Regions from separate parts of the Mus musculus genome. Here regions 2, 3 and 4 are each linked to region 1. A link is a loop called in an ENCODE intact Hi-C map of the cell type or tissue named here. Cell type or tissue: heart. All regions are shown on one strand.

Region 1 (8,000 bases):
TTATACAACTCAGAACCATGTGTACAGAGACGGCACCTCCCACATCCATCATTAATTAAGAAAATGTCTCACAGGCTTGCCCACAGGCAAATATTTCTATTTGTTTGTTTGTTTGTTTGTTTGTTTGTTTGTTTTCAAGACAGGCTTTCTCTGTGTAGCCCTGTCTGTCCTGGAACTCACTCTGTAGACCAGGCTGGTCTCGAACTCAGAAATCCACCTGCCTCTGCCTCTCCAGTGCTGGGAATAAAGGCATGTGCCACCACCACTGCCTGGCTTGTCCACATGCAAATCTGGTGGACCACTTCCACAATTAGTGTTTTCTCTTCCCAAATGAATCTAGTTCAAGTAAAGCTGACAAAAAGACTAAGCAGGACACTTAGCATATAGAAGGTTCTAGGTTCAATCTCCACTGCTACCCCCCCCCCCCCCCGCTCTTCCCAATGTAGAGAGAGAAGAAATCAGTGTTGACCTCTGGTCTCTGACTCTTCTTGCACTCAGGCATGTAAGCATGTATACACACACACACACACACACACACACACACACACACACACATACACACCACTGTTGCACTCAAAGCAGGAAGATGAGGTTTCAAATGCCTTATTTGGGAAGTTACAGAAAGATTTTTGTATATTATATTATTTAATTTTAAGGCAGTTGTGAGCTGCCGCAAGGGTGCTGGAAACTGAACCCGGCTTCTTTAGAGGAGAGACCAGTTCTCTTAACCACTGAACCATCTCTCTGACCCCTCAGAAAGTTCTTGCTCAGGACCTGTAGGTGGAAAGCCTAGCAGGGCTCTCTGAGTTTTGAAACTCACCTTAGGGATGCTGAGTCCTAACCAAGTATCCAAAGATCCTCCTTGAACTCGACCCCGTGCTTCTCCCTGTTCCCCTGCTACTCGCCTGTACCTCAAACCCTGAAGAAAGTTCTTAAGCAGCTGTGCCCCTAATACCATCCACAGTGAGGTGTGCACTTAAGACCACTCAGTGTGCAATGTGTCTCTTGACAGCACTTTGGGGAGTGGTGATCAACAAAAGAAGTTTTGGTTGTTCTTTGGGGCAGGGTAGCACTATAAGCCTGCTCTGGCCTCAAACTCATGGTAATCCTCCTGCTTCAGCATTCCAAACGATAACATGACAGGCACGAATCACCATGCCTGGCAAGCGACTCTTAGGCTTTGTATGCTCAGAGCTGTATAGCTTGGCCATCACTCCTCTCTGCTCCATGCCCCATAGCAGCACACACACATTGTCTCTTTGAACTCAAATTCACGTCTTCTTGTTTGAGCACAAGTTATTTGGCTACAGATCTTCTCCATGCTTTCTCTCTGACACTTGACAGTTTTGCCTGTCATGTTGCATTCAATACTCCCAGGGGAACATTCAGGGCCAGGGTAGATCCTTTCTGCTTCTCCACACAAAAAGCATTTTCTCGGCATTCACCCATGTCCAGGGTCCCTTCATGGGATTTGCACAGAGATTTAGCCACTTTGGCTAAGCATCACTGTCCCCAGGTTAAGTGTGCATCTTGTGCTGGGTCACCCAGGTAGAAGGGACATCTCAGCTTCTCTGTCATTCCTCCAATTACCTTGAGAAGTCAACTATTTTATATCTTTTTCTAAGAAAGACGGGAAAGCCTCTTCTGAGTGGTATAGGAAGCCCTGTGTTTGAATGGCCTGCTGTGGGTGGTCAGGAGGTTGGCAGATCACAAAGACATGCTTGTCCCCAGACAGAGATGGGCCTTGTTCATGGAAATATTTGTTGGTGGTGGAGCTAGGCACAGAGCAGTAGTCACAGCAGTCCCACACACGAAGAGCTTATTGGCTAAGTAGCTTAGAAACCAACTCTAGGTTTGGGGGTTTTAAGTTCATTCTTCGTTCTTGTCCAGGGCAAATCTACCCAACCTATGGACAGACCCTCTTCAGCTGGGTTCCCACAGGTAGGGCAAACCTTTCCCATTCCTGCTGACTTGCTGGGTAGGGATCAGGGAGAGTTGTATTATAATTAGGAAAGTTGCACTTGAACCCCAGCCTAGGTGACCTGGGTTCTTTGTGTCTCATTCTTTAGTCTAGACCAGAGTGAGGTCACCCAATGCTAGAGATAGTGCTTGCTGCATGGTTCTTGTTTGTTATCTCTCATTTGCAGGCCCCGGATAGTGACATCCAAAGAGGGAAGAGTAAGTAGTTAGGGAAGGTCCCAAGCTAACTCGCCCTGGGGCTGTAACACTTCCATCTCTTCACTAGGTGCCTGTGATGGGTGGTCCTCTGCTATTCTCTTTGAAAGGTTCTGAGGGTTCAGGACTTAGCTCTGTTGGCAGAATGTTTCCCCTCTATCCCCAGCAACACATTAAACTGGGTGCCTGCCTAGAAGCCTTCGAGGCCATCCATCAGCCACATCAAAAGTATGAGGCGTGTGCTATGTGAGATTGTGCCTCACAGAATTAATAAGGAAAGCTGTCTCAGCCTTTAGGGATGGTTATTGCTGCAGAGGACCAGGGTTGGGGTTCCAGGACCCACAACTATCTATAACTCCAGTTCCAGAGAATCTGTCTGGCCTTTGTGGGCACGGCACACATGTGGTGTATATGGTGTACATACATGTAGGACATGTACAGGCAAACATTCATACACATAAAGTAAAAGCAAGAAAATCTAAAAAATATTTAAAAGTAAAGATTTTTGACAGTTTTTTTCTTGTTTGTTTGTTTGTTTGTTTGTTTGTTTTTGTTTTTTTTAACTCTGTAACCCTGGCTGGACTGGAACTTGCTGTGTCGACCTACTTCTAATTCACATAGATCTCCCTCCTGCCTCTGCTTTCTGCTTTCTGTAATTAAATGTGTATGTTACCACACCCAGCTCTCTACTTTTTAAAAAGGACCTAGAGGTGGTAGAAGGCCCTTGAGAGAAGAAGGGACAACTTCCAAGAACTCAGAGGCCTGAGCCAGTTGTTCAGCTGGGGCCCCAAGCACATGGGAGTGAGGAGTCCAGAGCTCCTGGGCAGGGGAGGCTGCTTGGTCTGGAGCCGCCTCAGCTCTGTGGAAGCCACAGTAAGTGTAGGCAGATGGGGAAGGGCTAGGAGGGTTAGATGAAGCAGATACAGGTTCTGGAGACTCCCTAAGGGTGGCGCCAACCATCTTGGAGAGAAGACTGCTGGAAAGACTGGGTCCTGTAGGGCTTGTCTGAGCTGAGGGGCTGGAGCCTCTGAGACCTGAGGCCAAGTCTGGGTAGGTGGTGGATTAGTTGAGGGGCACAGTCTCTTCACCTCAGTCTCGGCACAGTACGTTGAGGATTCAGGTGATCCTTGTCAGGATTTGACTCACTAGCAATTTGGAATGCAGGACAGTCCTCACACCAGATACAAGGTATCTAACAGTCACCCAAAGATGTATAAGGAGCTACCAGCAGATGGCACCAAAGGCTTGCATCAAAGGAAAGTCTCTGGCCAGTCAGGCAGATACCTGGGTCTCTCTCCAACTTGTCAGTGAGGTCTTTCAGGCCCCAGGTCTCTTTTTGACACCTCCCTCATCTTGGAACAGTCTTCTAAATAGTGCCTCTATCTCCCTCTGATTCATGCTCCTGGGCCAGCTGAACTCTGCTCCTACTCAGAATGGGACCTTTGAAAGCCACCCGGTTGGAAGGTTTTGGGCTGTCTAGACACCCTCTGGAGTCCCTCCCAGAAATGTCCTTAGGGCCATTTTGGATGGGTGTGGAGGTGAGAGGTGTCCCCTGGCATGGCCAAAGCACTACCTGTGTGGGTGGGTTGCTCTCTACTGGAAAGATCTTTGAAGGGCATGACCAGGCTTGGTGGTCTACAAGTGGGATCCCAGCACAGAAGGCTTAGGCAGGATGACGATTCAGAGTTCAGGGCCAATGCACTATCCCAGAGAAAAGGAGCAGGAAGAAGAGGCAGTTTGGGTGTCAGAGCACTTCTACCCCAAGAAACAGATATCTAAGTTGCTAGGAGACATCTGGTTTATTGACATAGCTGTGGAGTCCCCACTCTCATCTCTGGGTCTGGGGCTCCATCCAGAGCTGGGAAACGCACCAGACACCAGCGAACAGGCTGGTGGAAATAGCCAGAGACATCTGTTATCACAGGCTCTTTGGGTGGGATGGGACATTTGAAGTCAGAACCTATGTCTGGTTCATTCTTAGGTCTCAAAGAAGAAAGAATACAGCATACTCTATACCAGCAGGTCACCCAAGGCCTCCTGTCCTGGAGCCCCTGACCAGGTTGTTCCTGGGATGCTAGCAGCGTGAAGGGAGTGGGCAAATATGTAGGCAAGGACACCAGGCTGGTCAGCTGAGGGCTCAGGCCCATCCTGCAATTGGGGTACAGCGGATGCAGGAAAACGTGAATGTAGAAACAAGCAACACAAGGGAGAGCTGCAGAGTCGGGGCCCAGCATTGTAAGGAACAAGGACCTTCATGTGCACCAAGAAGACCAGGGGAAGAGGCCTTGCCCACCGGGAGAGTCCTGGGGCCTTGGCAGCAGGTTGAGAAGGGACTGGCACTGCCAGGTACAGGTTTGGCTGAGGCTGGCCTTGGTTTTGGAAGAAGAGTATTGGGTTGGGGGTAGGGCTCGGGTGGTAAAAGAGCTACCCACAGGTGTAGCTAGGCTCATACACAGGACTCTGCCTGGAGGGCAGGTAAGCCAGTTACACCCAGCCCATCTATGTCCTTGGTATAAAATAATACACATATAAAAATAATACTCCATGCATTTGGGTTGGGCCCATTACAGGTGCGGCGCCCCCTCTGACTCTGGTGAAGTGTGTTGGCTGGTATAGCTGTCCTCGGCCCTCCTGATCTTGCTCATGAGCTTCTCCAGTTCTGACCCACTTTGTTGTTTCTAGGAAAAAGAGATTGGGCCTCAGCCGGGAGGTTGGGGAATAAAGAGGGTACAGGACAGGGCCCTGCTGTTTCCTGTTTTTCCAGTGACCCCAGGTGCAAGTGCCTAGGAAGGAACTCAGAAGCAGGCAGGAGCTGCTCACCTCCAGGAAGGCCTTCTGAACCGTGAGCTGGCTGTACACGCGACTGCCCTCTTCCCCGCACACTTTTTTCAGTTCCTCCTTGTTGAGGGAGAAGAGCTGGGGTCCAGTTAAGATGCCCAGGTTCTCCACGATCCTAGGGGCAGGTGGGTGTGAGGGCGGGGCCGTGGGCGGGACACTGTCCTCCAGGCTCCGCCCCACCGGCTGTACACACGGGACTCACCTGGCACTGAAGGCCTTGGCTTCCAGCCAGGCGCGGACCTCATCCGGACCTGACTCGAAGGTAAGCGGCAGGTGCACTGGCTGGCTGCGCTCCACGCGGAAGTTGCGCTGCGGCTGTGTCTTGATGTGGCTGATCTTTTTCATGAGCTCGTCATTGACCTCGTCCATGTGGTGGATTAGCTCTGTGGGGCGCACGCTCTCAGCCCCTTCACTCGACCCGTTCTCTGCCTCTTCCCCACCCTCCGCATCCTATCAGCGCCCTCCCCTGCCCCTCCCTACACTTCTAACCCCAAAGTGGATCTACTTACCTTCTTTGTTCCCTGCGAAAATTGGGGGCAGTTTGTGGGTGGGGCTGGCTGGACCCCAGTATTTCTGGCCAGACTGCAAGGAGTAAGGAAGAGGTGAGGGGTAAGGTGAGGGGGGGGCTATTATATAAGGACTTACCCAGGACCCCAGATGGATGGGCCAGCCCTTTCTTCCCTTGAGTAAGACCCCAGGAACCCACACAGCCCTTGGCCCAGCTTGGGGGCAGCAGGTTTCCGGGGATCAGGTTCAAATATCACATTGAGACCAGCTGCACCCCTGACCTTAGGGGCTCTGACTGTGTTGTAGACAGAATGGAGCCGTGGCAGGCGATCACCTGTTCCAAGGGGGCACCCACGTCCTCCTGCCGAGCTTCAGCCAGGATGTTGCAGGGCACATAGCCCGCCTGGCCACTGCGATTTCGTAGCTTCCACCACTGCCGGCCGTCCTCCAGCACCTGCCAAGTGTCCAGATGTCTGTGAGACTCACCAACATCCTCGTGCAGACCTCAAGTACTATTAGAGTCAGATGCTGGGGACACTTGCCAAACCCTTCACAGAGGGCCAAAGCATTGTCCAGGTATCTCAAGCACAGCTCTCCATCCTCTGGACATGTCTTGGCCTGATGGGCTACCCAGTGCCTGCCTGGCCTCCCCAGTCCTGGAGACAGGGTACCTCTTAACCTGATTCTAAATGCAGAGCTTCCCCCAGCCTGCTCCACTTTCTGTCCCTCAGTAGGTGGCCTGGATTCAGGTTAGGCACAAATAAGTTGGTCCAGGGTGGTGATCTTGGGTGGCCATGAATGACAAGCCCCTACTGGCTTCTACCGAAGGGCCACCCACCACGGTAGACCTCCAGGGATCCCCCAGACATCAGAAGGCAGCTCAGTGGCTCAGCCAGACTGTGGTGGGGGTCAGAGAGGCCACTGGAGGCCCAGTAGGAAGCCAGGTCGAGCACACTGGGAAGATGGGTGGATTACAGACCATGGTCCCAGAACACGCCCCACTTCCCCTGTATAGCCCCGGTCCTTACCTCTAGGACCTCGTCCTTGAGCACAGATAGCTCATTGGCGTTTCGCGCTGTGAAATCATAGAGGATCTTGACGTACTTGGTCATGGCTGGTGTTGGCTGGTAGCCCCTGCAGGACCAGGAAGAGTTGAGACCCAGGGCTGGACGGAAGTCTCTTCCTGCTTCCCAGCTGCAGCTGCCTCCTGTTCTGCTGCCCAGGTTGCAGTGAAGAGAGGCTGTGCTTCTCAGCCGGGAGTGGAAACTGTGACACTCCAGCAGGCGGGGGGGGGGGGGGGGGGGGGGGGAGACGAGACTCCAAGAGGCTGGCCCAGCTCAAACTATCTTGGGGAGTCTCTTGCCCTGCTCCTCAGAGGGACTAGAGCAAGAGGTGTGCCTAGGGAGTGACAGGGTCACATGTTCCCAGTTGACCACAGGGCTAGGGCTAGGAGATTTTCAGTTACAGCCCCTTAGAGATATTATGTGTCCTTTCTGGAAGTCCCCTTGCATCTCTGGAGCAGGGGTGAGCTCTGGCTAATGGTTTCCCCCCTAGCCAGGTCATGTTCCTGGTCAGTGTGGCACTGGAGAGGGAGGAGGGGTGGGGGATCCAGGTCTGTGCCCAGTGTATTGATAGGCTGAGAATGTCCCATACATATGATCCCAGTAGGGACACTGGATAGCAAGCTAAAGAAGCCCAAGGAGAGGGGTTCACTTTGAAAAGGAGCCGTAGGACCACCAGGTAGACCCTGGGTAGGAGTAAGAACCAGAGGAGGGGGAGGTAAGAGGGATACCTCCATGTCTTGGGCTTCTGTTTAACTCACGGGGAGTGTGGGATGCTTAGTGTGTGTGTGGGGGATAATCAGAGCCCTTTGCTCTGAATCCCCAACAGCACCATAGTGGGTGGTGCTTGGAGGAGTCGCTGGTGGTGTTTGTTTCTTTCTTTCCTTTTTTCCTTCAGTGAGTTTCTAACCTTGATTTTAATTAATTAAAAATTTGACATCGTCTCACTATGCAGCCATTGACTGCCTGAGACTCACAGAGATCTGTCTGCCTCTGCCTCCTGAGTCCTGGAACCAAAGGTGTGGGCTTCCACATCCAATCTCTGTCCCTTTCTAACATTGATTATGAAACAAGAAAGTATAGAAAGAAGTAATGTAGCCAGGCAACCAGCACTCAGAAGGCAGAGGCAGGCAGATCTCTGAGTTCAAGGCCAGCATGGTCTACAGAGTGAGTTCCAGGAAGGACAGCCAGAGGGCTACACAGAGAAACCCTGTCTCAAAAAAGAAAAAAAGAAAGAAAGGAAAGAAAGAAAGGAAGAAAGAAAGAAAGAAAGGAAGGAAGGAAGGAAGGAAGGAAGGGAAAAAGGACCGATATAGATTAAGACTTTTGAAAGCAGATGTGACTTGAAAAGTTTCCTTCAATTATATGTTACAAAGCTAAGAAGAGGGGCTGGAGAGATAGCTCAATGGTTAAAAACCC
Region 2 (8,000 bases), 98 kb after region 1:
GAGCGCCCAGCTGCGGGCTTCCGGGTGGCTAACCACAAGCAAGTTCCCACTGTAGCTAAGAGGAAAGCTAGAGAGCTCCAGCTCCTTGCCCAAGATGGACAGCTTCACGTGAGGGAGGGGAAGGAGCCAGAACCGTCCACTCCACACGCACGTTCATTTGGGAGACGTGGTGTTTGGGACCCTCATGAGGGTCACAGCCCATTTCAAAGATCTGGCTGAGAGTGGTAGCTCACATAATCCCTGCATGTGTGAGGCAGAGGCAGGCAGGTCTTTCTGAGTTTGAGGTTAACCTAGTCTCCACAGTGAGTTCCAGGGAAGGCAAACCTAATGTAAAGAGAGCCTTTCTGAGGAAAAAGAAAAAGGAAGGCTGCTTTGGCAATGAACAGGGCACTCTGCCCCACACAGGAAGCTTAGACATGAGAAATAGGAAGCTACAGGTCATGTAAGTGAATGGAGGAAAACCAGGGCTACGGTAGTTACACACAGTGTGCACCCCGCAATCTGGCCTTCTTCCTGAACAGCAGTCATGGCATGCTTTCTAATGAAAAGTGACCCTGAACTCCTTTCCAAAGTATTTGAATGCTTTTATTTTTTTTAAAAAGACTTATTTATTTATCTTATCTATATAAGTACACTATAACTGTCTTCAGCCACACCAGAAGAGGGCATTAGATCCCATTACAGGTGGTTGTGAGCCACCATGTGGTTGCTGGGAATTGAACTCAGGACCTCTGGTGAAGCAGTCAGTGCTCTTGACCACTGAGCCATCTCTCCAGCCCTGAATACTTTTAAATATCCAGTTTTATGCATTTATACATACAATGTATCTTTTGACTTTCATTTCGGCTGGTGATTTCCATGCCCCAGTCTCCCTTGTCATTTTCTTTCCCCCTTGTTGGAAGCCTTCTTAACAAGTCCCCTTCCTCCTTTTCCGTCTTCTCAGTATCCCTCTGAGTTTAACTAGTTTCTATTTAAATGTTTTGTTTGGTTTTGGTGTTTTTAAATTTTTACTTTTATGTGTATCAGTGTATGATCTACATGCATGTCTATGTGACAGTGTCAAATTTTGGAGTTACAGTTGTGAGCTGCCATGTGGGTGCTGGATTTGAACCCCTGTTGTCTAGGAAGAGCAGTTCGTGCCCCTAACCACTAAGCTATTTCTTAGTTCTAGCTTCTTGACCCAGCTGGAACAAGGACAATTTAATCACTGAATAAAGGACACCCCCTTCCCTAAAGGTCTACCCACTGCAATAAGAAGCTTCTTTGGCCAGGTATGGTGGGTGGCGCACGCCTTTAACCCCAGCACTTGGGAGGCAGAGGCACGTGGATTTCTGAGTTTGAGGCCAGCCTGGTCTACAGAGTGAGTTCCAGGACAGCCAGGGCTACACAGAGAAACCCTGTCTCAAAAAACAAAAACAAAACAAAACAAAACAAAAGATTCTCTGAAGAAGGATGGACACAACCCTTGACTGTGGAGATATATTATATATATTTAGTTGTGTGCCAGAAGAGGGCATCAGGTCCCATTAAAAATGGTTGTGAGCCACCGTATGGTTGCTGGGAATTGAACTGAGGACTTCTGGAAGAGCAGCCAGGGCTCTTAACTATTGAGCTGCCTCTTCAGCTTCCAGGGTCTTACTCTATAACACAGGTTGGCCTCAATCCTTCTGCTTCAACCTCTGTCCAGATGGTATATTCTTCCCAGATGGTATACTTTTGTTGTTGTTGTTGTTGTTTTTTGTTTGTTTGTTTTTTGAGACAGGGTTTCTCTGTGTAGCCCTGGCTGTCCTGGAATTCACTTTGTAGACCAGGCTGGCCTCGAACTCAGAAATCTGCCTGCCTCTGCCTCCCAAGTGCTGGGATTAAAGGCGTGCACCACCATGCCCAGTTTACTTTTTTTTTCAGATTTATTTATTTATTATATGTAAGTACACTGTAGCTGTCTTCAGACACACCAGAAGAAGGAGTCAGATCTTGTTACGGATGGTTGTGAGCCACCTTGTGGTTGCTGGGATTTGAACTCAGGACCTTCAGAAGTGCAGTCGTGCTCTGACCTGCTGAGCCATCTCACCAGCCCCCAGATGGTATATTCTTATCTGTACCATTCTCAGTGTTAAGCCAAATTGTACCATAGTCTCTCTTTAGACTCCACTTTCTAAGATTTTTTTCAGCCAGCTAAACAAAACAAATAAACAAACAAAACCTACTGACTGTTGTGGGTATCCCTGCCTTGTCCCAATGTGCTTTCCTGAAGAGGTCCTGGGGAAAGACCTTTCCCACACTTCCACCAGGGGCTGAGCCTGGCAGATAGACCTCCACCTACTTACTATTCTTACTGTCCTCCAAGACATGGCTGTTCTGTCCAAAGCAGGGTCAGCCTCTCTCATTGAATCTACAAAGAGCCTGGAAGACTGAATCTGAGAGAGTGATCAGTGAAGGGCAGTGAAGAGAAGCTGGGGGGTGGGGGGGGAACAGGAGGGAAGGATTTGCAATTGAGTGCTACAAACTAGTGACACCCTAGTGACGTCTGGAGCCCTTAAGCCACACCCTGCCTGGGCTCTGCCCCGCCTCTGCCCGAAGTACTATAAAAGCACTGGCACCCTCCTTTTCACTGAGATAAAACCCGTCCCGGCGGCTCCGGTACCAGGTATGTGGGACTCTTGGGCCACTCGGGGAGGGAGGTGAGCTAGTGCCACAGGGGAAATTCTTGTCCCCTCTACAGAGTAGTGAGTGATCAGTGAAGGGCAGTGAAGAGAAGCTCGGGGGAAACAGGAGGGCAGACGTCCCGGCAGGATTTGCAATTGGGTCTGCAGGGATTGGGATCTGAGTAAGGGTCGGGTGTAGTTTGAGGACTGCACTGGTAGGCATGGAGACAGTGGAGACAGCGGGAAGCCAGCAGCTACCGGGCGCTGTTTAGACTGTTTAGGTTTCATTTTCCTGAGATGCAGTTTCGTTTTACTCGTCTGGGCCCGCCCCTTTTGTGTCTTCGCAGGGTCCAGCCTGTGACAGCCCATCCAGGCTCGGACGCTGGATTAACACCTGTGACATCACGTGTGCGCTCCCGCTACATCTGTAGTCACATCTACAGCCACCTTGGCAGAGGAATCTACACTGAGTTCTGAACCTAGGTGACCACAAGTTCTCAAACCTCATCTGTGACCCTCAACACCCTAATACCTGGGTCACACTTGTGAAACTGAAATTCCTACCTGTTACCAACACTTGTAACGTTTAAAACACATTTGTGAAACTTGGTCACACTATCTGTGGCTACAACCTAAAACCATAGAGGCACCCAAGGGGCCTTATTTGCAATAGCTGACTGCTCCAGTGACTACAAGGCATCACAGAGTAGTAGCATCTACTTTGATTCTCCCAGACTGCCTGTGTAGACGGAGCAATGGCTGAAGTGAGGTGAGAACATGTCTACCCTGGTTGTATTGGGTCCTGTGTCCCTTACATTAGCCCTAACCCCAGCGTGGCTGCTCTGCCTGCAGGGGGGTCCAGCGAGTGCTGTTTGGAGACTGGCTATTGGGGGAGGTCAGCAGCGGCCAGTACGAGGGGCTGCAGTGGCTGAACGAGGCTCGCACAGTCTTCCGCGTACCCTGGAAGCATTTCGGTCGTAGGGATCTGGATGAAGAAGATGCACAGATCTTCAAGGTGGTACCCAGTCCTGCCCTCTTTATAATCTGCCAGAACTCCTGGGGGAATCCAGCCTCAACCCATGCTCTCTCCTCTCCTTCAGGCCTGGGCTGTGGCCCGAGGGAGGTGGCCACCTAGTGGAGTTAACCTGCCACCCCCAGAGGCTGAGGCTGCTGAGCGAAGAGAGCGAAGAGGCTGGAAGACCAACTTCCGCTGTGCACTCCACAGCACAGGGCGTTTTATCTTGCGCCAAGACAATTCAGGGGATCCAGTTGATCCGCATAAGGTGTACGAACTTAGCCGGGAGCTTGGATCTACTGGTGAGCAGTGCCACAAACAGGGATGGGCCAGGGAGGTACATGGCCTCTGTCATTTTGGTGGTTTCAATGGTTTGATTTGTGGTTTTTGAAACTAGTTGTAGATTCAGTTCCTCTCCTTCCAAAGTGTGTGTGTGTCGGGGTGGAGGGGGAGTGCACACTTCCTGCTAAGTCAGAGCCTTGGGCTGAGTGAGGTACCTGGTGGTTTGGGAACAGAGGGTATGAGAAATAGAGAACTTTTGGAACTGCTTGGGCATCGTAACCAAATCTCCCCTCCCCACTCCTCTCCCTCAGTGGGCCCAGCCACGGAAAATAGGGAAGAAGTGAGCCTCAGCAATGCTCTGCCCACACAGGTACATCTGGTCCATCCTTCCTAGGTGTGGGGGATCGGCAGGTGCCTACCACTATGCTGTCTATTACAGGGTGTGTCCCCAGGATCATTTCTGGCAAGAGAAAATGCTGGGCTCCAAACCCCAAGCCCTCTGCTTTCTAGTGATGCCGGGGACCTCTTGCTTCAGGTTCTGCAGTACAGCCACATACTGGAATCCGAGTCTGGGGCAGACCCCGTCCCACCACAGGCTCCTGGTGAGAGGCAGTTACTGTTACAGAGCTGGGGCTAAGCTAGAGAACACCCATCTGCCCAAGGCTGTATGAGAGGGAGGACAACAGAGTCCTTGCTGGGAGGAGGAAAGATAAGGATGTTAAAATGACAGGGGTGGGAAGCTGGGCTAAGATGGACAGGCAGCTCCAATTTGCCCTCAGGCCAGGAGCAAGACCGTGTTTACGAGGAACCCTATGCAGCATGGCAGGTGGAAGCTGTCCCCAGTCCCAGGCCTCAACAGCCAGCTCTCACCGGTGAGGATCTAGAGCGGAGGCGCTAGCACAGCTTTTCCTAGCCTCCCGGGCAGAATTCTGCCCTACTGCTCCTTCACACCTGCATCTCAGTAGGAGGTGAATGGGTCCTTGGCAGGGGGCATGGGACAAAATGCTCCACCCAAACCTACCACTCACAGCATGGTCTATACACAGAGCGCAGCCTTGGGTTCCTGGATGTGACCATCATGTACAAGGGCCGCACAGTGCTACAGGCAGTGGTGGGGCACCCCAGATGCGTGTTCCTGTACAGCCCCATGGCCCCAGCAGTAAGAACTTCAGAGCCCCAGCCGGTGATCTTTCCCAGTCCTGCTGAGCTCCCAGATCAGAAGCAGCTGCACTACACAGAGACGCTTCTCCAGCATGTGTCTCCCGGCCTTCAGCTGGAGCTTCGAGGACCGTCACTGTGGGCCCTGCGTATGGGCAAGTGCAAGGTGTACTGGGAGGTAGGCAGCCCTATGGGCACTACCGGCCCCTCCACCCCACCCCAGCTGCTGGAGCGCAACCGCCACACCCCCATCTTCGACTTCAGCACTTTCTTCCGAGGTCAGTAAGGTGTCTGGCTGGGGTGCTGTCCTCTGGGGCCTGGAGCCTTTCTTAACCTGCTCACCAGAGCTATCTCCTTAACAGAACTGGAGGAGTTTCGGGCTCGGAGGCGGCAAGGGTCACCACACTACACCATCTACCTGGGTTTTGGGCAAGACTTGTCAGCAGGGAGGCCCAAGGAGAAGACCCTGATCCTGGTGAAGGTAGAGCCTGGGTGGGCCAAGGGAAGGTGTGGGCTGCTAGGTAAGAAAGAGTCTTAACACATGTCCTTTCCACAGCTGGAGCCATGGGTATGCAAGGCATACCTGGAGGGCGTGCAGCGTGAGGGTGTGTCCTCCCTGGACAGCAGCAGTCTCGGCTTGTGCTTGTCTAGCACCAACAGTCTCTACGAAGACATCGAACACTTCCTCATGGACCTGGGTCAGTGGCCTTGACTCAGAATCCCAACTCCCAATAAATAGTTCAAAATCAGTGGAGCCCTGGGTCAGGTCTGCTCCTTGCTGTATAGTGTCTCTAGTGGACCTTGTAGAGTCCCTTGAAAGAAGGTGACCCCCAGTCCCTACACACCAGGCCTCCTTTGCAGCACTCACTTTCATAATCAAGAACTGGCTAGGCTAGCACAGCTCTTACTGGACACAAACACTCTAAGACAGGAATCGGGAACACCCCGATGCCAGGTGTACTTGGGAAGGTGGGGCCTGTGTGTGCCTAAACCTCTGAGACCCACAGCACTATGTCCTGTCTCCTGACAGGAGCACAAAGCAGCTAGAGGAAGAGAACTGCTAAGCAGGGACGGTCCTGAGCGACTGCTGACAGCTGGCTTTGTGGCAGATACAGACGCTTCCACTGAGCCGTCAGGCTTTCCGAAACCAAAAACCGCTTCACCTTCTAAGCATCAGTCCATAGAAAAGTTTCTAAACATAAGCCATTTTTGATAAATTAGAACACAATGGAAACAGTGTATCTATAATATACATATAAAAAAGTCCAGTTTTCAATTATAAGCAAGACAGGTGCAGACAGGTACCATGAGACCCTCAGAGGCAGGAGTGCTGGCGGCCCCATTTCTTTCCCGCTGGGGATGCCTCCCCAGAGAGTGGCTAGCCTCAGGTCTCAGCACCCTGAGTGGGTGGCTCCTCTCCACCTTCAGTCTTCTTGTGTCTGCGCATATGCCTGTATTTGTCCACATAGGCCTTCACCAGGTTGGCCACCTTTACAGGGTTGATTTCACCACTCTTGCTGTGGCAGATCTGGAGGAAGAACACATGATTTCTGAGTGCTCTCTCGACTTGTCACAAAGATCAACTCAACCAAGCTTCCTTGTCCTGACCATCTCAAGTAGTGCCCTTGATCTTGTTAAGGGGACTTGTATGCCCACCCTACACACACATCTGTAACCACACTTCACAGAGCTGCTGAGGTTTATCTTCCTGTGTCAGAGGTCAGAAGGAAGCTAAAACTTGTTCCTATAGAAAAATCTGCCCATCTCTCAGAGACTTAGTTCCTCCAAAGATCCAAAGAAATTGGGTGGATTGAGGACATCTGAAATTCCTCATCTATTATTTTAGTTTTAATGAGCATTGCCTGAGTGGCACTTTGTGAGAGCTGGCTGACTCCATACTTACAGACCCAGGAGTCCATGCAAACTAGAAATGGCAGCTGACACATACAGATTTAGCTATTCTGTGTCACAATGTGTCCCTTGCAACCTCAGAGTTCCCAAAAAGGCATGTGTGTGCCTGCCTGCAGCCTACCTTCTGCACGGCTTTGCGCAGTATGTCCTTGTACTCCTCCTTGGTCACTTCTCTCTTCTGGTAGAAGGGTTTAATGGCCAGCTTCACCTCCTCCACAGCCCGTTCTTGCATGTGCAGCTTCTTCATGTACTAGGAGTGAGGAGGACATGTGTGACCCTGTGGCAAGATGGCCAAAACTGACCTGCGGGCCCATTGGCGAGAAGCCAGGAGTTCTGGGATATTATTCATTTGCCAAAGAACACTAAAGGCAATGGGCTGGCTGCTCTCTTACCACCCTGACCAAGCCCACAGGCCTGGATACTCTACCTAAAATCAGGCCCAAATAAGACAGGGGCTGTGGAAGGACAGGCAGCAGCACTCACCTCCTCCTTTTTGGTCTTCTCAGCAGCTGTTTTGGGAGTAGCAGTCCTTTCTTCTGAGTTGTTGGTGGTTGGAACAGCTAGCTCTGAGACTGTAGCTGGCATTGTGGGCACTGGTGCCAGGCTCTGTGCTGTACCGCAGCCTGCTAGGGGAAGGGTCCCCTGCAGGATCAACTGGACTGAGGGCTGGCTGACCAGTGCATAGGGCAGGATGCTTGAGGGCTGAGCCAAGGGTGGTGGCATGTTGGGGCTGTAAACCTGGGCAAGAATACCCCCTGCTGAGTGCAGAGTCCCAGCAGCTGGAAGCCCTTCTGCCCTGGGAGCACCAGGGGGCTGTATAGAAAGGAAGTAGTACCATGAGGTCTAAGCCCTAGGCAGGGCAGCCCAAAAAGCCCAGCACAAGGACCATGTCCCTCTAGCCCAGCACCCACCTGAGAGGGATCTGCATCAGGTAACCCAGACTCCTGGAGCACGTGGATGGGAGGGGGCAGCTCGGAGAATGGTGCCTG
Region 3 (8,000 bases), 270 kb after region 1:
ACTACAGAGCTCTTTGAATCCCGGGTGTGTATAACTGCTGTGGGCTGAGAATGGCCCAGAGCCCTAGGAAGGAGTCATCTATGTTTCGGGTTCCGAGAAGGAGTTCCCAAGGCCCTTCGGAGTGGCCTCTATACCAGCCTGGTTCCCATTTACCTTCTCCTGGCCCAGATGAGCCTCAGGGCGTCCACAGGTGTGATGTGTCCATTCACATGTGCATGTGTGACTGCATCCAGGATCTCACAGTTAGGGTTCACTTATGCCTCATATCCCCTTAATCTCCAGGTCCTGGCCAGGTGACAAGCACCCATGCACCCACCTGCATACAGCAATCCATCCATTACAGGGGACAGCCAGGAATGAGGCTAACTGCTCTCTCCTGAGGTCAGATCCTTCTTGGAGCATGTCTGCTGTGGCCCTGAGTCACCACAGTGGCCACAGGACATGTGAAGGTGGTCCATGGGCCTGCCCCCTTCCAAACCGTGTGAGGCAGAATCTGCTCTGTGCTTGTGAGATCTGGGAGCTCACCCAGAACTCCGAGACTGGCCAAGGTTGCAAGGCAAGCTCTCTGGTGTGCAGCCAGTACTGCTGGTGGCTGACAGTTACTGGTTAACTCATCCTGTTCCTGTTTAACTTGTCCCCTGGGGATGGTGGCAGCCTCTGACCTCCAGGACCTCCTGTCCGTCTGGCTGAATCTACAGAAAGGAGCCCTTCTCAGCCTGCAGTGGACCCCATCTGCTCGGTTAAGGAGCCACGGCGGTGCCAGGGAGGGAAACCAGCGTTTGGCCTGCCGTGAAGAGGTCCCAGAAGAGCCATGGCAGGTAGGCAAGCCAGAGAGGGCTAGGACAAAGTCTCCACCCCAATTTCTGACCGTCAGGCTGGCCCCGCATTGCTCTCTCTCTGTGCTTGGATACAGGCCAGAGGGCAAAGCCTAGGCTCGTCCCTTCCTTCCAGTAGTCGGTTCTGAACTCAGGGCAGTGATGAAAGCCTCTACTGCACCCCCCCCCCCCCCGCCCCGCCCAAGGCCTCCAGATGAGCCATGCAGGAATCAATAAACCTAGGAATCTTAATGAGGTCCTGGGGGTGTGAGTGTGAAATGAAGTAGTGCGGGGTGCCTCTCCAGCCTCCTGCCAGGGTCACAGTTTTACTAAAAGATGGGAAGAGTTCGGCCTCAGAGAAGTAGGAGGGCAGTCTGTGGCCAGTAGATGGGATTCCTGGAAGCCCAGACTCTGGCTTGCCCTGTCTCTGTGGAAGAAGTTCGAACGCTATATGTATTCTTTCAACCTTTGGTACCCACAGTCCCTGTAGGTCTTCAGTAGAAGCCTGAAGGATGAGGGAGGCAGGAGCTGGCTCTACTCTGACGGGGTAGTATGGAGCCTGGACTCGTGTCTACCAGGGATAAACCAACAGATGGGCTCCGCTGGCTGGGCTGGCTCAGCTCACTTATGACTCTGGCCACTCCCCTTTCTGTTAATGTTCCCCCTGAGCACAAGGCTGTCACATGAGGGCCAGCAGAACACAACTGCCCACTGCTGAGGAAAGAATGCAAGCCCGGGCTCTTGCCTGTAGGACTCATGATGGATGTTGTGTGATCACTGTTGTGTGCCCATTGCAAGTGTTTTTAGAGCATCTGTGGATAGCATGGCAGTAGGCTGACCTGTTGTACTCTTTCTGCAGGTGTCTGTGACATGGCCCCTAATTTCCTTTCCCCATCTGAAGACCAGGCCTTGGGTCTTGCCCTTGGCAGAGAAGTTGCTTTGAATTGCACAGCTTGGGTGTTCTCTAGGCCCCAGTGTCCCCAGCCATCAGTGCAGTGGCTGAAAGATGGTCTGGCATTGGGCAATGGAAGCCACTTCAGCCTCCATGAGGACTTCTGGTAAGAAGGCATCCAGGATTAGAGTAACCACTGGGATACACCCATGGCCAGCCTTTCTGACCTACACCCTTAACTCTAACACCATGAGTGAAGGCGATGTATTACTTATGCAAATCTGACATGGCCAACTATCTCCATGACCACAGATAGAGGGTTGACTCTGGGTCTTTGTTTATTCATGTATCTTGTAGACTGTCTGGGCATAGAATTCTTAGTCTATAATGGTTCATTGACTAGCTAAGCCTGTAACCAAAGGATCCCCATGACGTAGGCCCAAATTCTGTCCACTTAGCCTAAATCTGCAATCTCTCCCTGGATGAATCTCAGACAGGTGGGACTTGGGCATCCCCCCAATGTTCTTGGTTCCCAGGTAAGGATTTGGCCTGGTTTTCCCAGGGTCAGCGCCAACTTCTCAGAGATTGTGTCCAGTGTCCTGGTGCTCAACTTGACCAATGCAGAGGACTATGGAACCTTCACCTGTTCTGTCTGGAATGTCAGCTCCCATTCCTTCACTCTTTGGCGAGCTGGTGAGGGAGTTCAAGGTGGTGGAGGGCAAGGGCTTCCTGTAGTCCTAACATTAAAGGAGTAGTGGTTCTCCCTGTCTGCAGGCCCTGCTGGCCATGTGGCTGCAGTACTGGCTTCCCTCCTGGTCCTGGTGGTTCTGCTGCTGGTGGCCCTGCTCTATGTTAAGTGTCGGCTGAACATGCTGCTTTGGTACCAAGACACTTACGGGGAGGTGGAGATGAACGGTATGTGGGTTTCTGCATGGATTAGGGCACAGGTTTCAGCCAAGGGCCTAGCTGCAAGCCGGGTTCAGTCCTAGGTGGAGGGAGTTGTAGCTGTAGAGGGATCTAGGTGTTCAGAGGCAGTGGAAAGGCAGTGTCTCAGAAGGGCACAGGACTGGGGTCAACCGAAGGAAGAGACATGTTCAGAGAAGTGCTGAACATGGACTAGAGGTGCCTCTTTAACTGGCCCTGCTGACTGGCTTTCTCTACAGATGGGAAGTTATACGATGCCTACGTGTCCTATAGCGACTGCCCAGAGGACCGCAAATTTGTAAATTTTATTCTGAAGCCTCAGTTGGAGCGGCGTCGGGGATACAAACTCTTCCTAGAGGACCGCGACCTCTTGCCTCGCGCGGGTACCGCCCAAGTCCTGCCTCCTGGTCCCTACTCTGTTCCCTGAGTCCCGCCCTTGTCACTGGCCCCGCCTCTCACCCGTCCTCCCACGCCCTTGCCTACAGAGCCCTCTGCCGACCTTTTGGTGAACCTGAGTCGCTGTCGGCGTCTCATCGTGGTTCTTTCAGATGCCTTCCTAAGCCGGCCCTGGTGTAGCCAGAGCTTCCGGTGCGTTGGGCTGTTGGCTTGGGATGGGGGACCAGGAGACCTATCCTGCCCCTCCTGACAGTCCGGTCTTTTCAGGGAGGGACTGTGCCGCCTACTGGAGCTCACCCGCAGACCTATCTTCATCACCTTTGAGGGCCAGAGGCGTGAGCCCATACACCCTGCTCTCCGGCTCCTGCGCCAGCACCGCCACCTCGTGACCCTGGTGCTTTGGAAGCCTGGCTCCGTGGTGCGAGGGCTGGGGGCGGGAGGGGAGTTGTGCCTGAGATGCTGGAGGGCTGGGGGACCTGCGAGTCAGCCAAGGGCAGTGCTATTTGGGCCTGGGTGGCTAGAGGCTTCCTGTTTATAGATCCCTATGTGTTTATACTTTCTGTCCAAACCTGGCCCCCAGACTCCTTCCTCTGATTTTTGGAAAGAGCTACAGCTAGCACTGCCACGGAAGGTGCAGTACAGGCCGGTGGAGGGAGACCCTCAAACCCGACTTCAGGATGACAAAGATCCCATGCTAATCGTGAGAGGACGTGCTGCCCAGGGCCGGGGCATGGAGTCAGAGCTGGATCCAGACCCTGAGGGAGACCTGGGTATGCTCACTGCAGATCAAGGGGTCAAACACAGCTCCAGCGTCCTGGAAAGGACTCAGGCTTGGAGGACTCTGGCATCGAGAGATCCTGTCTCCTAAGGAGGTTTGACCTCCACAGACAGTGGCCCTCAGTGCCTCTTTCTGAGGAGGTGTTTTGCTCCTAGGCTTCTGTAGGGGAACTTTCAGGGCCTCTAGTGTCTTTGTGGCTGATGGGTGAGCATACAGTAACCCCCTCTGGTCACAGATCCTAGTAGAAGACTGGCTGTCGATCTTGGAGCCTCAGGCCTTGTGGTATCCTGCAGGTGTCCGTGGACCTGTCTTTGGGGAGCCACCAACTCCACTGCAGGAAACCAGGATCTGCATAGGAGAGAGCCACGGCAGTGAAATGGATGTCTCTGACCTCGGCTCTCGAAACTACAGTGCACGGACAGACTTCTACTGCCTCGTGTCTGAGGATGATGTGTAGCCCATATCCCAGCAGCCCAGACCATGAGATCACGGTGGCAGCTTCCAGGGTAGAGGCAGCAGGCACTCCTTCCTAGGATCACAACCCTTGCCTCTATCCCTGGGCCCCTCAGGAAAGGAGTGTGGCCCCAGGGTGTCACAAAATAAAATCCTGTTGGTTCCTGCCCGGGCTTATTTCTGTCTGGGTGGTAGGTAACTGCTAGGCCTCTTATTGCCTCCATCATGAGACCCTGACTCTTCTCATCCTTACCAGCACCATGTTCCCCAGGCTGCTATCTGCTCAAACCTGCCTTCTATCCTCAGCTAGCCCTGGCATATCCCTTGCTCTAATAGCTCCCAGTGTCCCTCCTGGTTGGGAGTATGACTGTCTCTAGTCCTCTCTCATATGGGCAGATTTTTGAGTAAGAAGCCACTGTTAATAATTTTATGAGGAATTGTTCTGACTTCCTGTTTCTGAGTTTCCTGGAGTTCAAGCCTTGGGCAGCCAGGCTGATCCTCTGGCCAGGACACCTCCTAGCACCAGCTCTGGGTGGACACCTCCTAGCACCTCAGGGCACCTCCTAGCACCAGCTCTGGGTGGACAGAGTATTGGCTGTGTTTATGGCATGGATATTGCTTGGGAAGTCCCCAGCTCTGGTGTGTTTATGCCTCAGATAGCAGTAAGGTTGGCTATCCCTTTTAATTCCTTTCCCGTCCTGTCTGTGTCTTCCGCCTTGGGTGGCCTATGTGTAGGCCTGGAGGTGTGTCTTCTGGGACAGGTAGTCGTGTTTGGAGACAATGTACACTTCAGGATCTGTGGCCAGTCACGGAAACACACGGAGCTGGGGCTGTGTTCAAAACCACCTTTAATCCCAATGTTGCCGTCACAAAGCTGTCAGGCCGAGGGTGGCCCCGCCCTTGCCATTGTGACTAATCGCCACCCAGTACACCAGAGCAGCTCAAGCTCTACCCCCTTTCCCTGCCCTGCAGAAGCCAATCAATCCCCAGTTGCAAGCGCCTGTTCTTTTCTGGTGGCCCTGGCCCCTCAAGGGCACACACACAGGACTCCAGAGAGGAGAGAGAGAGAGAGAGAGAGGTCCTGTGGCATCAGCTCCTCTTCTATGTGCTGTGGGACAGCAGGAGCTGAGCCTATCTCTTGGAAGCTGAATCACTTCATCTCCAGGAGGCTTCACCTATGGACCCAGGAAGTCCTCTTTCCGGTAGCCTTTCTGCAGTGAAGAGAGGACAGGATGAGCAGGACTGCCTTTGCATTCCCTAAGATCCTGTCTTCCCCATAATATTCTGTGCACACCCCTTGCCTCTGTGTTCCAGGCTTGTGTCCCTCCCCTGGAGACCTGCATCTTGTATCGAGCCTCATGCCCTGAGTCCCCGTTGGCTGGGCTCTGTAAAACATACCGCCCGGAAGTCACGGTGGAGCTTGCTGTACTGCCAGAGGTTGGCCAAGAGGCTGGAGGCTGCCCGGGAAGACTTCTCACTGTCGGGGCTGTGGGCATTTCAAGAGGGTCAGGCTCAAGGCTAGGAGGTAGGATGGGTAGGGCATACCTTGGCCATGTTGCTTTGGTTTGGTTGGTCCTTACCTATCCCTCTTCTTTTTGATGAAGACCAGCTTTCGGAGGCCATCAAAGTAGAGCAGGTCCCGGGCAGCAATGGGGCTGGCTACCACCAGGTTGTTGAGCACGGCTATGATGTTGACCAGCACCTCAGCTGGGGGACACTTCTCACCCACACTACCAGGAAGCTTCTCAATCAGGTGGCTCACTACCTTTGTGGCTGATAAGAGGTTAGGGTCAGTCTGCCATATTCCCTGCTGCTTTGGCACCCAGAACCTCTGACTCCCCTGGGGGCTGACACACACACCTGCCCACTCCATTTGACTTGCTAACCAGAAGCCAGCTCCTTGGGAGACATGGGCTGTGTACTGGACCAGGGACAGAACTCACACATCTCGTCCTTGTTCCTGGCATTCCGAGACAGGTTTCGGATGAGGCCAGTCAGTGAGCGCAGTTGGTTGTGGTCAGCGGTGCGAACGCGGTCCAGCAAGGGGTTCAGGATTCGCTCCTGTTCCAGGGCCAGGCGGCTCAGCACACCTGCCCACTGCAGGGAAAGGCAGGGAACATGGTGAAGCCCAGAAGCACCCCAGCCAGCCCTAGGCAGCCCTGTTCAGGATTGAGGGGGAATCACATCTTCATTTCTTGCCTGCTACTTCTGCCTGTTCTGCCAAGTACAGGACCTGATCAGGTGACCCTTCTCAGAAAGTCAGAACCCAAACCACATGGTCCCATTCCTCAGGCTGAGCAAAGGTTTCATGTCTCACTCTTAGAGATCCCTTTTCCCAAACAGATCATGAATTCCCAGGGCGTGGCTCTCATCCGTGAGCCCGAGTGCCTAGGAGTGGGGCTAGTCCGCCTACTGACCCTGCGGTCGCCCGCGGTGATATTCTGTAGCGCCCCTGCGGCCGCCTCCGTTGTATGCCGATTTAGTTCACAGCGCTGCAGCAGTCGGTTGTACAACCCCACAATCTGGGGGCTCCACAGCCATTCGAGGCCCTTGGGATCCTTAGATACTTCGGCAAAGGTGAGTGCATCAGCTGTGAGAGGAAGCTGAGTGGGAAGGAACAGGGATCAGCCAGCGCCAGGGGTACAGCTGGGGTCAGAGCATCAGTCTGGCACTTCCGGGTCTGGGCTCACCTCTCGCAGCCGCCGACTCTGAGGTGTGAAGCAGCCTACCATTTCACCAGGCGGAGCCCCTGCCATGTCCCTGCGGCCCCGGCCTTCAAGCCGCTGCAAGGCTGATGGCGGCATCTCGTCGTAGAGGCGGTAGGACAGGTTCCTCAGCACACACACAGCATTTTCCACACTCTGCAGGAAGGAACAGAGGGTGATCAGAGTGGGCCGAAGCCCCTGCACCCCCTTTGGCTCACCAGCTGTTGCCCCTCACCTTGTCCTCACACTTGCCAACGTCCAGGGCATGGTTGATGTAGGTGACCAGAGCATCCACTAGCCCATGGCACTCGCGCATCTTCTGCCGAGTGGCCTGGGAGGCTGAGCTGAGGTTCCTGGGGATGGAGGCAGGTCAGAGCTTCCCCAGGGATACCAACACAGTCCCCTCAGGGAACCTCGAAGTGTCACCTCAGGGACCCTTAACCTGAGGCCCCTGTCCTGGAGATGAAATCATCAGGCACCAGTCTCCACCCTGAGCTGGCACCGCCCCCTGTGCTCTTCTGTTCCTGGACCGTACCAGATGCTTCCGGCCCTGCCCTTCACATACCCATCCCCCACCCAGCTCCTCAAAGTTTAGGAAGATGGATGTCCCGGCAAGAGACTTGATTCAATGAGTCATAGAGCTGCAGGTGTCCTGTCTATCCCGTTCTTTTCTCTGCTGTTTATGTCTCCCCGTGGCCTTGGCTAACTGTTCCTGTCAACGAGGTGGCAAATGAACTTGCTTCTTTTCGGAGTTCCCCTAATCCTTCTCTGGCACCTGGCTCCTTCCCTGCATCATCTCCTGGCCCAGGTCCTCCACTTAGCACACCTGAGGAAGCCAGTAGCATTGTAGAAGATCTCTGCCTCTGAGGCATTCTGCTGGATGAGGGGAGGCCCACCTGCCCCTGACAGGGGGCTCAGCACCAGATCTGTGAGCTGCTCCAGTGTATCCCGGGCGAGGCGGTCCTTTAGGTGGTCACTGGAGGACAGGTTCCATAGGATCCCTGCACAAGATGGGGTGAAGGATGGGGTCAGGGTTG
Region 4 (8,000 bases), 130 kb after region 1:
GCCATGAAGGTTTTCCAGAGTATAAGTGTGTCATTCAAGCATTATTCTCTGCATGAGTTTCAAGTTATAAACTTTCTCTAGTGCCCAGAAGCCAGGCCTTTTGAAATAATACCACAGAATGAGCTTTTTGAATAAGCAAAGAAAGAGCTACAAGACAGGACTAATGCCCTTTGTCCTAAAAGAGGTCCAGGCCACATGCCCCTAAGTGCCTGCTAAGCTGTTTTGCACCTAGATGATACTAGCAGTTGGCCCTCATAAAATGAATGGAGGCTACCAAGACCTCCGTGCTCATCCTCTCAGAGCTCCAGTCTCCCTACATTCTCCCATGGCTTATGTTGCACAATGTCCTTAGACATTTTCCCAGAAGAGATACCCACAGAATTCTATCACTAAACTTAACTTTAAAAATTAAAAACTCCAGCAGAAGTCAATTGTTGTTCCTATGACAGGTAACACCCTAAGAGATTCAAGGCAACTGGCTCAAATGGCTATAATCTTACCAGATCTATCCTCTGGGTCTTCCTCTTCAGACAGCCCCTCTGTTTCCTCCCCATCTGTGTCATCATCCTGCTCACTGCCTGTATCATCTTCAGAGTCTCCACTTTGGCCATTGCTGCTTTCTTCTAGATCACAAGGTAAAAGCACAGGCCCCAAAGGGCAGTGTCAAAGCAGGGAGCCAAAGCTGCTCTGGGAATATACAGGTCTACAACACCAGGCTACCCTGGTTGGGGTCGGGAGGGAGAGGAGGGGTTAGGGGCTGGCTAGAGAGATATAAAATGGGGAGCCATGTGTCATCTTACTCTGTATTTATGTTGCTAGCATTAAAAATAAGACAAGGTGGCTTGAAATACAGCTCAGCTAGTAGTGTGCACGCCTAGTATGATCAAGCCCTGGGTGCACCACCCAGCACCACCCAGCGCCCAGCACAGCGGTGCACATCTGTAACCGCAGCGTTGGTTTGAGAGGCAGAGGCACGGGGTCAGAAGCTCACGACCGTCCTCAGCAGGCCTCTGGGCCACAGGAGCCCAGGCAAAACTAAAACAAATCAATGAAAACCATGCATTCCCCTGTCTGGAGGTTTAGTCAGGAGGACCGCAGCTAGAAGCCATCCTATTCTACACAGCAAGACCCTGTTCCAAAAACTAGAGCCCCACAGCAGTCTTACTAAGCATGCACAAAGCTTTAGGTTCTATCCCTAATCCTCCCTCCTCACAAAAAGATGGAACACAATGACATGTGATTGTAGTCTTAGCTACCCGCACTTTGGGAGGCTGAGCTGGGCTGATCACACGAGTCAAGGGTTCAAGGACAGTCTGAACCACACCATCTTAAAAACAAGACAAAACAAAAAAAGCAAACAAAAAGACTGAATGTGCCGGGCGTGGTGGCGCACGCCTTTAATCCCAGCACTCGGGAGGCAGAGGCAGGCGGATTTCTGAGTTCGAGGCCAGCCTGGTCTACAGAGTGAGTTCCAGGACAGCCAGGGCTATACAGAGAAACCCTGTCTCGAAAAACCAAAAAAAAAAAAAAAAAAAAAAAAACTGAATGTACTATACTTCTATAACAATTTTTTTTAAGGTTAAAAGTGAAAGCTGACATTTAAGCTCCCAAGAGGAGCTTAGTAACCTGGAGAAAGCACCAGGTGCTATTCCTTTGCAGACACCCTGCCAGCATTGGGGTGTGGCAGTGGGGTGCTTACCAGCATCACTGGCCAGTTCTGAGGAGCCAACCCGTGGGGGTCCATCTGGCCCAGGGCTGTGCGCCACAAGCTCATCCAAGTTGTCGTCATCCATGGCTGCACATTGGAGTTCACCTCTGAAAGAGACCAGAACCAAATAACTCCAACCTTCCCTGGCTACAGAGCCCACTCTAAAAGGTGCCATTCCCAATAGGGACCTCCCTGGTGGCCTAAGCACTGTCACACATGTAGAATCTGAGCTGTGAGACACAACACACAGTACCCTAGTCATAGAGCCATGTGCAAATATAAAACATAAAATACATCTTCATAAGAGACAGTGACTAGTTTCCAGAACCAAATGCAAAGCAGGGTCTTCGTGCCTGAGGACTAGCAATGCTCTCACCCAAGCATTCCTGAAGAGTCCTAATACAGAAATGAACCAGACAGACATATGCGCTGAAACAGAGCAGCACTTTTCACCTGAGAGCCGGTCATCACGAGGACTCCAGTGGTGAGTCGCCCATTTGCCTGTCACTAAGTGGGCATGTCACTCTTGGCCAATGCTGGCCCACTGGCCTCTGCTCAGCTGGCCACCATCAGATTATAAACCTCAGATGAAGTTCCTGGGGACTATGGCATTCCTGTGGCCCAGGCTGAAAGGCAGAAGATGCTGGGCTGTCCCTCTCCTGACTTTGTCAGCTGGAACACCTGCTAGTCCTCCTTTGCAAGCCTGTAAGAACAATGTTTAAAAGACTTCCTGTCTTCACTCTTCTGACTTTGAGGCCAGTCTGGTCTACAGAGCAAGTTCCAGGATAGCCAGGCCTACACAGAGAAACCCTGCCTCAAAAACAAAAGAGAGAGAGCCAGGGAGTTGTGGCACACCTTTAATCCCAGCACTTGTGAGGCAGAGACAGGCGGATTCTAAGTTTGGGACCAGCCTTGTCTACAGAATGAGTTCCAGGACAGCCAGGGAGACACTGAGAAACCCTGTCTCAGAAACAAACAAACAAAACAAAAAACAAAAGAGAGAAAGAAGGATCATAAATGTCACTAGATATGACCTTCCTTCTGTACCAAGCTCTAGTTCCCCAAATAAGAACCTATTCATATATGTGGTCTTTACTCCTCTGTGCCACCTAACTTTCCCAGTTACTTCCAGAGGAAGCCCCTTTCACAGAAAATTCATTCAAAAACTCACTAGCCTATCCTGTGGTACCCTATGCTTCCCACCAAACCTAATGTCCACAGTCAGAGAAAAACAAAACAAAACAAAACAGCATAAGAAAGCTGAAAAATAGGGCTCAAGATCAGGGGCCCCAGATCCTAGAGGTCCATCGGCCTCAAGAACACACAGGCTATCCACTCAAAGCCACAGGGAAGGGCGAAACCCTTCTCCAAGAGGTCAAAGGCCAGGAGAAGAGCTGATGGTCTCTAAACACAGAGGGCATAACTTAAGGAATGTCAATTGTCACATGTTGCTCCTGCCTGGGAACAGTAAAGGGAGAAGAGTTCTGATAAACTATCTTACGTCTACCTGGTGCTCAGAGAATTTGCCACAGACTCCTGCTGAAACACACCGTCTCTGATATTAGAAAATGCAGACTGAGATAGACACAGAGCTTTGGCCCATTCATGACGGGGACCTCGGTCATGGTCCCAGTTTTCAGAAAAGAGGAGCTATAAGGAACTCTGTGAACCTCACTCACACAAGTCTTGGCTTTCTCTCAGTGCTGAGTGACGCCACAGGTTGCCCTTTTCACTCAGCATTCTTCCCAGAGGAATGAGTATAGAGTGGTCTATGGGGAGAAAGGAGGAATGCCGAGCTGCAAGTCAATCTCAAACTCCAACTGTGCTTCCAACCACTGGCCAAGATGACAGTCGCCAGACACGTTACTGTTTTCTGTTGCAGAGTACTCCTTTCAAGACACGATGGGAGCAACCCGGGGTTCAAACACAAGACAGGAAGACAGGTTTGAAAGCAATGTTGGCTCTGCCACTCTGCAGCGATGTAACACTGACAAGTGACTTTACCTCTCCGAACTATGGCTGTAAAGCTCCGACAGTGGTGCCTACTCGAGAATGCTGGGAGGGCTCCTCGAACTAAGGAAAACGATAATCGCGACATCAAGCACAATTTGGGCAAGTTCAGATGGTGCTGGCCAGGGCGAGGGCCATCAGGACAGAAAACCAGGTAGCTAGGGGTCACACCTTTCTTATGCACCAGTCCAGGTTCCCGCATGACCAGACAGGTGGCCGGCACCACGCCCATGGGCCTCCCGGTCGCAGCCGGACGTTCCGGGGCTCAGCTCGAGGCCTCAGCCACCCTCTCGTCCTCCGGACCGACCCGCGGCCAGAGCGACGTAGGCCTAGCCGGCCCGGAAGGCCACAGACAAAGCGTACGGCCACCATAGGTGGCCCGCGCGGCCGGACGCGACAGGGACACCGGGCCAGAGCGGCTACCGCACGTACCCGGGAACCTCGCGCCTCCCGGACGCTCCTAGACGATCCCGCCTCTGTCCGAACACGACCGCAAGTAGGCCGGTCAGCCGCCGCCGCCGTCGCCGCGCGCTCCCCGACCCGGAAGTGCACCCATACTCTTCCGGAACTTTCTGCCCTGCCCGTTGGTGGAAACTACTAAGGCCAAAACGGGGAGGAACTCGCGGCGGAGGATGACGAGACGTTAGCGCGTCCCCTTCCTCTCAGAACACCGACTAGCCCATCACAAGTACTGTCAGAGGAGAGCAGTGTTTTGCTGAGCGTGTGCTGTCCGAGCTCTCACCAGTGCACTAAACCAGGCTGTGGGTCTCACCTCCATGCAGTTGGTACAGTCCGACTCCCCATCCGCCGCGATGAATGGGAGCGGCCCCGGGACCACGTCTCCGCCCACAACCGTCCCGCCCTCCCGTGAGCGCCTCCTCCTGGTGGCTGGACTTAACTGCAGCCCGCGGCTGGAGGAGCGCTAGAGAAAAGCTTCAGGATGTCCCCTGGGTCTTCAGGTTCCCTTCCAGTATGCAGTTAATCATGATGGATCCTGTATATACGAGCTCCTCCGTCCCCTTCAGCCCGGCGAGGAGAGGCACAGTAACTTGTGAACACCGTGAAGAACTTAATTGTATGGCACAGATAATTAATAGAAAGAACAGAACTAGAGGTTACCGCCTGGCAGTAGGACACTTTCTTGCCTAGTACGCATAAAGGCCTGGTGAGAGGGGTCAAAGTATGGAGCATAATAGGATTAGGGGAAGAACCATGAGAGGACTCAGGGAAAATTCAGACCCACAAAACTGAGACTGACCTAGAGGCTGAGGGGATCAGAGGACACTGAGGTACTAAACAGGTGGCAATCATGGCTCACTGGACTCAACTGCCCATTTTGTGGTCCAGGGACCACTGTGGCTCAGAAGGGATGGCTTTTGATAGGAATAGAAGACAGACTGTAGCCGGGCAGTGGTGGTGCACGCTTTTAATCCCAGCACTTGGGATGCAGAGGCAGGCAGGCGGGTTTCTGAGTTCAAGGCCAGCCTGGTCTTCAGAGTGAGTTCCAGGACAGCCAGGGCTATACAGAGAAACCCTGTCTCGAAAACAACAAGAACAACAACAAAAAAAAAAAAGGAAAGAAAGAAAGAAAGAAAGAAAGAAAGAAAGAAAGAAAGAAAAAAAAAAAAAGAAAAGAAAAGAAAAGAAAAAGAAAGGAGGAGAAGACAGACTGTAGATTTACTGAGAAACTGGATGAGAGGGGCAGGGAGGAGAGGGAAGGAAGAATATGAAGATGAGGAGATAGGAGTCTACTTAGAAGAGGGAAAGCTAGGGTTATCCCCAGAGAGCAGAGGACAAAAGGCTGCCTTGGAGATAAAATGTGGTGGTAGTGGGGACCAGCTTTGGAACCTGGGACTTTCAGTGCTAAAAAGTCCAGATTCTACAAAGAAACTCAAGGGTAGGGTACTGAAGAAAACAAGAAAAGGAGAAGCAAACACATACATCAAGAAGGGATCTGGGGCTGGACAGGGTGACATAACCTTTACTCTCAGAAGAGACAGGCGGACCAGTGTGAGTTCAAGGCTAGCCTGGAGCACATAGCAAGTTCCAGAACAGCCAGAGCTACAAAGAGACCCTCTTTGTCTCAAAGGAAAGAAAGGACCTGGGAGCAGGGGGGTGGTTAAGATGGAGGGGTGCTTGACTGGCATGCCCAGAGCCATGGGTTCATCCCTGGCACAAAATAAATTAGATATGGAAGCATAGGCAAGATTATATAGAAGGTCATCCTTGCATACACAGGGAGTTCAAAAACAGTCTAGACTACATGAGACTCTTAACTCAAAAACGATGGGGCTGGGAGTAAGGCCCATCTGAGACTCTGAGAGTATCAGTCTTGGAGGAAGTATAGAGAAACTCAGAAGACTGAACAGGAAAGGCCAGCATGGTAACTATGCAGTAAATTCGCTGATTTGCTGGGAAGAGAACGATAAGTAGAATTAGCTAAGAAGAGGAAATTTAAAGGAGTTTAAAAAGGAGAAATATTGTGGCTGAAAGATGGTTCAGAGGTTAAGAGCATTGGCTGCTCTTCCAGAGGTCCTGAGTTCGATTCCCAGCAACCACAAGTTGACTCACAACCATCTATAATGAGATATGGCGCCCTCTTCTGGCCTGTAGACATACATGCAGACAGAATTAGGTATACACAATAAGTCTTTTTTTAAAAAAAAGGAAAATTATCAATATTCCTAATGGTGGGTTTAGAGAGGTGGTTGCTACTCTTCCAGAGAACCAGAGTTCAATCCCCAGCACCCGCATGGTGGCTCTCAACCGTCTTCAACTCCAGCTCCAAGAGATTCAATGCCTCTGGCCTCTGAGGGCACCTGCTCTTGTGTATATGCCCACATACAAACACAGAACTAATAACTTTAAAAATATTGTTACTGCTTGGAAGTAAAGAAAAAAGGACGGTGTCAGAAACAGTTCCCTTGGAACACGTCCTGTCCTCCCTTTTCTGTGAACCATTCAATTGCATGCAGATGGAGGAGGATCTAGACTCAGGTACTTTAGACCATCACTTGTGTAGCTTGAGGTTAGCTCCCCATCCTCTTTGTGACTTAGTATCTATATTAGTCAGGGATCTCTCTCTAGAGTCACAGAATTTAGGGATAGTCTCTATATAGTAAAGGAATTTATTGATGACTTACAGTGCAGCCCAATTCCCAACAATGGTTCAGTAGCAGCTGTGAACGGAAGTCCAAGGATCTAGCAGTTACTCAGTCCCACATGGCAAGCAGGCAAAGGAGCAAGAGCGAGACTCCCTTCTTCCAATGTCCTTATATGGTCTCTCCAGCAGAAGGTATAGGCCAGATTAAAGGTGTGTTCCACCACACCTTTAATCCCAGATGACCTTGAATCCGGATATTTAATCTTCTGGAATCCATAGCCACTATGCCTCAAGATCTCCATACCAAGATCCAGATCAGAAACTTCTGTCTCCCAGCCTCCAGATAAGGGTCACTGGTGAGCCTTCCAATTCTGGATTGTAGTTCATTCCAAATAGAGTCAAGTTGACAACCAGGAAGAGCCACCACAGCATCCTTTGTTGTAAGATAGAGATGGATGTTGGTCATGCTTGCTGCAGGGGCCACTGTGAATACTGGTCTAGTGAATACAGGGAGAAAGCTTTATTTGGGGTTCAGCATGATAAGGGGGGGGGCCTGGAAGATCACCCTCACTCTGAAGCAAATACCGATTCTCCCCTTGCAGCTTGTATCTCTACATACATTGGTTCATCTGCACAAACAGTGCCTACCTGGTGACGAGCATCAGATAGGGGAATACCTGTCAACACCCACTGAATCCCTTGGGAAGGAGAAAGACTAGCAGCTCCTAACAAACCTGAAGCCCCCATAGACGAAAGCCGGCCCCTTCTACCTACCTTCCTCTGTAGCTGCCTTTAATGTGGGAGGAAGCTACCGAAAAAGGAAAAACTTGTATAATAAACAAACAGGTCCACAGCGACACACGAAAAACTCTTCCTCAGCATCTTTGAGCAGTACACAACCTATACAGCCACATCAACCCATGCTTATCAAGTGTGGGAGGAAAGGTGCTGGCAGGAAGCTGCCCATTGCCAAACCAGGCCAAAACCAACATAGGTAGTACCTTTTGTTGTTGTTGTTGTTTTGACATAGGGCCTCTTGTAGTCCAAGCAGGCCTTAAACATGCTATATAGCTAAGGATAGCCTTGAACTCCTAATCCTTCTGCCTCTACCTGTAAAGTGCAAGTAATGCAAGTATCAACCAATCATGTCTAGCAGTAGTACAGATATAGAAATGACAT

What was found. Hi-C counts contacts between places; a loop is a spot of excess contacts. Peaks named below come from ENCODE experiments on the same cell type or tissue, not always from the same donor. Only the 100,000 strongest peaks of a DNase experiment are listed, where the experiment ranks them.
Region 2: a loop joins it to region 1, with 6 times the contacts of the local background. A loop is called at or near these places in 19 of 42 quality-filtered maps.
Region 3: it touches region 1 in a loop (2.4-fold over the local background); 10 of 42 quality-filtered maps call a loop at or near these places.
Region 4: a loop joins it to region 1, with 12 times the contacts of the local background. A loop is called at or near these places in 11 of 42 quality-filtered maps.

The regions. Positions count from the first base shown.
Region 1 is chr7:141,358,976-141,366,975 of GRCm38, reverse strand. Eps8l2 (EPS8-like 2) reads right to left here. Exons shown (of 21, transcript NM_133191.2): 16 at 6,549-6,654; 17 at 5,855-5,974; 18 at 5,523-5,595; 19 at 5,216-5,396; 20 at 4,996-5,128; 21 at 3,960-4,853. The coding sequence ends at 4,740. B230206H07Rik (RIKEN cDNA B230206H07 gene) reads left to right here and starts at 1,866. Exons shown (of 2, transcript NR_033532.1): 1 at 1,866-1,941; 2 at 4,940-7,798. In heart, a CTCF peak has its summit at 3,403 (motif pointing right); a DNase peak (open chromatin) is centred at 3,385; H3K27ac peaks cover 1,096 bases; H3K27me3 peaks cover 5,178 bases.
Region 2 is chr7:141,261,037-141,269,036 of GRCm38, reverse strand. It overlaps Phrf1 (PHD and ring finger domains 1), which reads right to left. Exons shown (of 18, transcript NM_001081118.1): 15 at 7,923-8,000; 16 at 7,495-7,824; 17 at 7,133-7,261; 18 at 6,286-6,628. The coding sequence ends at 6,485. It overlaps Irf7 (interferon regulatory factor 7), which reads left to right and starts at 2,613. Exons shown (of 10, transcript NM_016850.3): 1 at 2,613-2,647; 2 at 2,993-3,414; 3 at 3,498-3,660; 4 at 3,746-3,962; 5 at 4,254-4,312; 6 at 4,382-4,544; 7 at 4,722-4,814; 8 at 4,989-5,378; 9 at 5,463-5,581; 10 at 5,657-5,854. The coding sequence starts at 3,401. The coding sequence ends at 5,812. In heart, CTCF peaks have their summits at 2,264 and 3,785; DNase peaks (open chromatin) are centred at 2,656, 3,816 and 5,206; H3K4me3 peaks cover 1,564 bases; H3K27ac peaks cover 629 bases; H3K27me3 peaks cover 367 bases.
Region 3 is chr7:141,087,600-141,095,599 of GRCm38, reverse strand. Pkp3 (plakophilin 3) reads right to left here. Exons shown (of 13, transcript NM_019762.2): 6 at 7,790-7,964; 7 at 7,199-7,316; 8 at 6,949-7,119; 9 at 6,676-6,861; 10 at 6,202-6,355; 11 at 5,839-6,031; 12 at 5,657-5,744; 13 at 5,090-5,469. The coding sequence ends at 5,434. It overlaps Sigirr (single immunoglobulin and toll-interleukin 1 receptor (TIR) domain), which reads left to right. Exons shown (of 10, transcript NM_001355055.1): 2 at 655-818; 3 at 1,675-1,873; 4 at 2,270-2,400; 5 at 2,482-2,622; 6 at 2,871-3,014; 7 at 3,117-3,219; 8 at 3,295-3,445; 9 at 3,608-3,797; 10 at 4,099-4,425. The coding sequence starts at 812. The coding sequence ends at 4,262. Among named protein-coding and RNA genes, the nearest start is that of Sigirr, 8.9 kb to the left of the region's middle. In heart, a CTCF peak has its summit at 3,125; a DNase peak (open chromatin) is centred at 3,089; H3K4me3 peaks cover 2,017 bases; H3K27me3 peaks cover 5,288 bases.
Region 4 is chr7:141,225,042-141,233,041 of GRCm38, reverse strand. It overlaps Gm51460, which reads left to right and starts at 3,426. Exons shown (of 1, transcript XM_030243134.1): 1 at 3,426-4,836. The coding sequence starts at 3,831. The coding sequence ends at 4,319. It overlaps Phrf1 (PHD and ring finger domains 1), which reads right to left and starts at 4,254. Exons shown (of 18, transcript NM_001081118.1): 1 at 4,151-4,254; 2 at 1,700-1,815; 3 at 501-623. The coding sequence starts at 1,793. In heart, CTCF peaks have their summits at 4,609 (motif pointing left) and 6,334 (motif pointing left); DNase peaks (open chromatin) are centred at 4,391, 4,521 and 5,071; H3K4me3 peaks cover 2,155 bases; H3K27ac peaks cover 2,262 bases.